Linked DNA regions of Homo sapiens: region 2 is linked to region 1. A link is a loop called in an ENCODE intact Hi-C map of the cell type or tissue named here. Cell type or tissue: heart right ventricle. All regions are shown on one strand. Each heading gives the region's core, and the rest is flanking DNA. Links, peaks and the distances in the headings are about the cores only. Region 1 overlaps LOC105370003 (a long non-coding RNA gene). Region 2 overlaps LOC105370003 (a long non-coding RNA gene).

Region 1 (2,917 bases), core at 90-2,589:
TCTCAGCACTTTGGGAGGCTAAGGCAGGAGGATTGCTTGAGCCCAGGAGTTTGAGACCAGCTAGGGCAACATAGTAAGACCCCATCTCTACAAAAAATAAAAAATCAGCCAGGCATAGAGGCAGGTGCCTGTAGTCTCAGCTACTTGGGAGGCTGAGGCAAGAGGATTGCTTGAGCCTGGGAGGTTGAGGCTGCAGTGAGCTGGAGTCACACCACTGCACTCCAGCCTGGGCAACAGAGTGAGACCCTGTCTCAAAAAATAAAAATAAGTAAAAAATTAATACTTCGTATATACTGGGTTAAATTGATTATATTATTAAAGCACATTTTAGTTTTTTTTTTTAAACTTTGCTTTTAAATATGGCTACTAGAAAATTAAAAATTGTGCAGGAGGTTCACATTATATTTCTAAGCAACAGCACTGTTCTAGAACAGGGGTTTGTAAACTGCAGCCCTTGGGCCAAATTTGACACGCTGCCTATTTTTATATAACCTATGAGCTACAAATAGTTTGAATATTTTAAAGGCTTGAGAAACAAATCAAAAAAGAAAACTATTTTATGGCATGTGAAAATGATATGAAATTTAAAATTCAGTGTCCACAAATAAAGTTTTATTGGAACACAGCCTGGCCCATTCAATGCACGTTGTCTGTGGCTGCTTTCGTATTGAATCAGCAGAGTTGAGAAGTTGGGACAGTGTGGCCAGCAAAGCTGAAAATATTGACTCTCTGGACCTTTAGAGGAAAAAGTTTGCTGACTTCTGTTCAAAGCGTTATTTATCCACCTATACTGTGCTTCCGGCCCTGGTGTAGAACATACACAATGCAGATTCCTTAGCTCCAGCCTCCAGGTGTGGGTTTGGTTCAATGAATCTGCATTTTGTTAAGTAGCTGAGAGCATTGTTCAGATCCCTACTCTGCTCCAAGCCAGGTGCTAAGCCTTTATGAGCATCACTTCATGTAATCCTGGTGAGTCAGACACTGGAAAATCCCCATTGTACAGAGGAGGAAACTGAGGCTCAAAGAGGTGAGAGGCTTGACCTCACACCCAACGCAGGAGGTGCGTGGTGATCCCCTCTGCTGTTGTGCAGAGGAATGTGCCCACCCATCTCCTCTGACGCCTGGGCCTTTGTGCTGGGCCGGAATGTCTTCCTGCCTTTCTCTAGTTGTGTTTTCCCCGGATCCTGTGGGCTGAGCTTTATCCCAGGGGGCTGCCTCCAGAAGGGCTGTGTGTGGCGTCCCGGCGAGGAGGAGGAGGGGGCAGAGCCGCGGGCTCCAGGCCAAGCTGTGATTTAATAAGCAGACACTTAGGGCCCTGATGCTGGGCCCAGCCCGTTTGGGACAGCCCTCTCCGCTAATTGTCCATTGGCTGCCGCCGTCCTGCCGGCATCTCCCGGCTCATTAGGAAAGGGAAGGGGGGTAATCTGGGAAGAGCCTCCTTGAGCTCCAACGGCTGCAGAGATTTTTATCACACTAGACAGCACAGTTGCGTTCATTCCTCCCAAGGAGGATCAAAACAAGGCTGGTCCAGTCCTGGGAGTCACACTCCAGCTGTGGCTTAGAAAGGACACAGGATTTGAGTTCAAATCCCACCTGTCACTGTTGAGCTGTGTGATTTGAGCAATTGACCAAACTTCTCTGTGTCTTAGTTTCCTCATCTCTAAAATGCAAATAATAATATGCAAATAAAAACCTCATCTCTACAATGCAAATAATATAAAAGGCAAATAGCCCTAACAGGGTTGCTGTAGGGGTTAAGTTACTACAGTCAGTGCCATATGCATTTGCTTCTCCTATTGCTTCAAAGTGTCATCAGACTGAGAAAAAAGGCAGAACATGGAAAAGGGCTTGACCTGTGTCAAGGAGCTCAATAAAGGGGGTTAGTTTGAGTTATTGCCATTTCTTTGGGGGTTGTTAGAAGATGTAGGAGAGCCTAGCTGGCTGCTCCCCAAAAACCTACTTAGCTTCCTTCCCCTTGGCACCCAACAAGATCACATTTCCCAGCCTCCTTTGAAGTTAGGGGAGACCATGAGTGTGAATTCTGGGCAATGAACTTGGGCAGCCTTGAGGTGTGCCACTTCCAAGCCCAGCTGCCCTAACAACAGCGTCTTTCTCAGGAGCTCCATGCTCTTTTCACAATCCCCATTTGCCATCTGGATTGAGAAGATGCTAAAGAATAAAAGGAAGCAGAGCCCAGTATGGAAGGCACCTGGGACCCTGAAAGACTGCATGGAGCAGGGTCTTCCCCACCCCTGCTCTGCCACCAAGCAAGCAACAAACTTGTTTTGAGTTAAGCCATGGACATTTTGAAGATTTTTGTTGTGGTGGTGGTTTTAGCAACTAGTCTATCCTGAGTAATAGAGAGGACAAAATTGTCCCAGAGTGAGAAGAAGAACAAATCGTTAGTTTCTGTAGACAGCCATTGTCATATTCTAGGAAACCAGAAACCATGTCAGAAGACACTCAAACAGCCCTGTGGAGAGGCCCATGTAGTGAGCAACTGAGGTCTCCTGCCAACAGCCATGGGAGTAAGCTTGGAAACAGATGCTTCAGCCTCAGTCAAGCCTTCAGATGAGATCACAGTCCTGGCCGACATCTTGACTGCAACTTCATGAGAGAACCTGCCAGATCCACCCAACTACTCCTTATCTGAAACCCTACCCCACTGTAAAATAGTAGGTATTTGTTGCTTTAAGTCACTAAGTTTTGGGATGACATGTTATGCAAAAGTAGATAACCGATACACTGCATTGTGGAGCAGGTTCCCACAGTGGCCAACTGGAAACTGAATCCTTTGGAGAACTCTGAAAGGCTGCATAGAACATGCTTTAAAGTTACGTTCCCTGAGTGGGGAAGAAGACAAGTATTTATTCTCTAACACCCATCCACTGTTGATAAAGGACTGCTCCTGGGGTGT
Region 2 (2,917 bases), core at 311-2,810, 190 kb before region 1:
CTAAACCACCTTTAAAAATTAGCTACATTATCTGCCATGTAATGGACAAGGAACCTTACAAGAAGACCTGAGAGGTTGAATGATGATAGTCGGTCAAGCTGGTACACACACCCAGAGCCCTGTCAGACCCAAAGGCCAGTGATCTTCCCTGTACCCAACAGCAGTCTTGACACTTTTCTTCACTCTCTAGCCAACAGAGTACAAAGTCCAGATATCAGCACCTGATTCAGGAGAGGACCATTACTCAGGAAACAGGGTACACTAATAGTAGGGCAGTATAGTACACCACATGCCTATTTGACCTACTTTGCCTCTTTGACTTACACCTATTAGTATGTGTGCTATACTGCGCTACTATTAGTATGCCCTATTAGTAGGGTTGGAGAAGGGACAATGACATTCTGGAAACAGGGCATACTCATGGCAGCACAGGATCCTGTGATGAGGTGGCTGGCATAAGCTGGAGTGACTTGGAGATGGGAAACAAGACCATGAGACCTAGAGAAACCAGGGAAGGCTTCATGAAGATGGCAGCTCTTGAAAGGTGGTAGAATTTGGATGTTTGAAGCAGGAGGGTCCTGAATAAGTAAAGATGGGTAGGTAGAAATGACAAAGAGACAGTACTGACTCAATAGAAAGGTTTATGTTGGACAAAAGGAAAAACAGCTTCTAATGGGAAATAATGATAATAATAGCAGCAGCTATAATAAAAATAATTGTTCACATGCCACATGTAATTGTAAGCTTATATGAGCTCATTTTGTCATCATGATCGTTTGAAGCAGGTAACGTGATCCTCTCCTTTTACAGATGAGAAAACTGAGGCACAAACAGATGACACAATTTGTCCCAGATTACCAATTAGAACTGGGAGAAAACCAAAATCAGCCAGCAAGGTGATTATGACTAGTAGAAGGCAATAGAACACCAAAATTGTTGGAGAACGTAATAGCAAGGACCACATCCAAGACATTCATGAATCAACTCATGAAAGAACATAGACATGAATGAATATAGACATTTTTGTACCTAGACATTTTTAGGTTCAAATCATGACTCTACCCACTCCCTGGCTATAGAATCTTATCCAAGTTCTTTCACTTTCCCGAATTTCTATGCCTAAATAACAGGGCTGTTCAATCCACAGAGGGTTGATATGAGGATTTCCAGAAATCAGGGTTATCTAAATAGGGAATCGATAGACATTTAAATTAGTGGGTGGTGAGGGGTGTTGACATTATTTTCTTTCAGAGCAAGGGCCTTTGCAACACTGGATAAAAGTCAGGAGAGGCCCAAGGGTGTGAGCAAGTATATGGGGAAGTTTCAATGCCACCTTTGGATGCAGCTCTCCTTATGCAAATTCTAGCCACTTCCTAGCTCTGTGCCTAGAGACAGGTCACTCTACCTCTTTGACCTACACCTTCCCTACAAAGCAAGGGGAAGGAAATAGGCCCTGCCTCCAAGTGTCCTGAGGATTGAATGAGTCAGTATGCTGCCCAAAATGCTTGGAACAGGGCCTGCATGGGAGAAGCTCCCAGTGACAGCCCGTCTTTATTGTGAGAGGTCAGGCCAAGGACATCCCCTAAGACCTCAGAGCACACAATGTGAGTGTTTTCCAAGGACGGCCAGACCTGGTGCATCAGACAGCCTCAGTGGGAAGGCCACGTGTGCCAGCTTTTATGTTGCCATCAATAGCAGCAGGTGTCACGGCCTTGGAACTTCCTGCTCATACATCAGAATCCCACATTTTACTTCTGTGTACATCTGAGCATTCAAAAAACAAGGTGGGCGGGCCTCATTCTGCAACTGAAAAGACTCTAGCAACCACCCCTGGCCTTGCCAACACACATGCACACACACTCACACACACACACTCCCTCCAGGAACCTGCCATTGTGTGATGCAGTCTGAACTTTCTACTGTTCATATTTGAGTCAGCACCAGCCAGTGATTGCTTCCCAAGTCCTATTTATGGCAGTTTTGTTTTGGAGGAGTTAGGGAGGGTGTGGATGGCAGGCGGATATTGTTGTTTTTCAGAAAGTCTATTTAAAAAACAGAATGCCGTGACTGGTTAACTTTGAAACAATGAGGATAAACATATGCTGTCGGTGATGGTTTTCCCTTCATTCATTTGGGCTTTTGTTAAAATGGCAATGGACATTGATATCCTATTGTTGAGATAGGATTGCCCCCCCTTCATTTGTTAAAAAGATAAAGAGATCTGAAAAGTGGTCCTAAATATTTGAAATATTTGAATCAATTCCTCGATGAATTCACCATAAGCTTCTACACTTGTCCATAGCAGCTCTACTAAAATCACAATTAGTTCATTCTATACATAATTATGTATTTAACTCCTGTCTTCCTCCAGCCAGACAGAGGGTGTCAGTTACCTCAACAGGGCCTATTAGCTCAGGAGACAGGCAGAAGAAGAATCAAATTTGGATCTGCCTTTTATTTGCAGCGACAAATGATTCAACCCTTCAGAGCCTCAGTTTCTATGAAACAAAAGTAATAAATCCCTTTCATTCACTTGCCCATTCACTTATTAAAATAGTATTTGAGTGCTAATTTTGGCTGAGCAGTGTTTTAGGGACTGGAGATAGGGCAGTGAACAAGTGAACGAAGCAAACACAGATTCCACCCCACTCTTGTGTAGGATGATAGACCATAAAGAATAAAATAAATAAGAAAACTACATAGCAAATTAGACAAAGAAAAATTAAAGCAGGGAAGGAGGCTAGGAAGACAGACAGAGAGAGAGAGAGCATGTGTGTGCGCGTGTGTGTGTGTGTGTGTGCGTGTGTGTGTGTGTGTGTGTGTGTGTTGCAGTAGCAGGTTTAGGTAAAGGGCCCAGAAAGGACTCACTGAGGAGGTAACATTTCAGGACAAGATGTAAAAGAGATGAGAAAGCAAA

The links. Hi-C counts contacts between places; a loop is a spot of excess contacts. Peaks named below come from ENCODE experiments on the same cell type or tissue, not always from the same donor. Only the 100,000 strongest peaks of a DNase experiment are listed, where the experiment ranks them.
Region 2: it touches region 1 in a loop (4-fold over the local background); 7 of 110 quality-filtered maps call a loop at or near these places.

What each region holds. Positions count from the first base shown.
Region 1 is chr12:115,622,838-115,625,754 of GRCh38, forward strand. The region is part of intron 1 of LOC105370003 (a long non-coding RNA gene); the gene reads right to left. The region is part of intron 2 of LOC105370002 (a long non-coding RNA gene); the gene reads right to left. Among named protein-coding and RNA genes, the nearest start is that of LINC02463, 260 kb to the right of the region's middle. RefSeq lists an enhancer at 772-1,288. In heart right ventricle, for the core only: no CTCF peak of the experiment used is centred there; a DNase peak (open chromatin) is centred at 1,214; H3K27ac peaks cover 1,563 bases; H3K27me3 peaks cover 769 bases.
Region 2 is chr12:115,435,575-115,438,491 of GRCh38, forward strand. All of the region lies in intron 2 of LOC105370003 (a long non-coding RNA gene), which reads right to left. Among named protein-coding and RNA genes, the nearest start is that of LINC02463, 450 kb to the right of the region's middle. In heart right ventricle, for the core only: no CTCF peak of the experiment used is centred there; a DNase peak (open chromatin) is centred at 1,787; H3K27ac peaks cover 1,783 bases.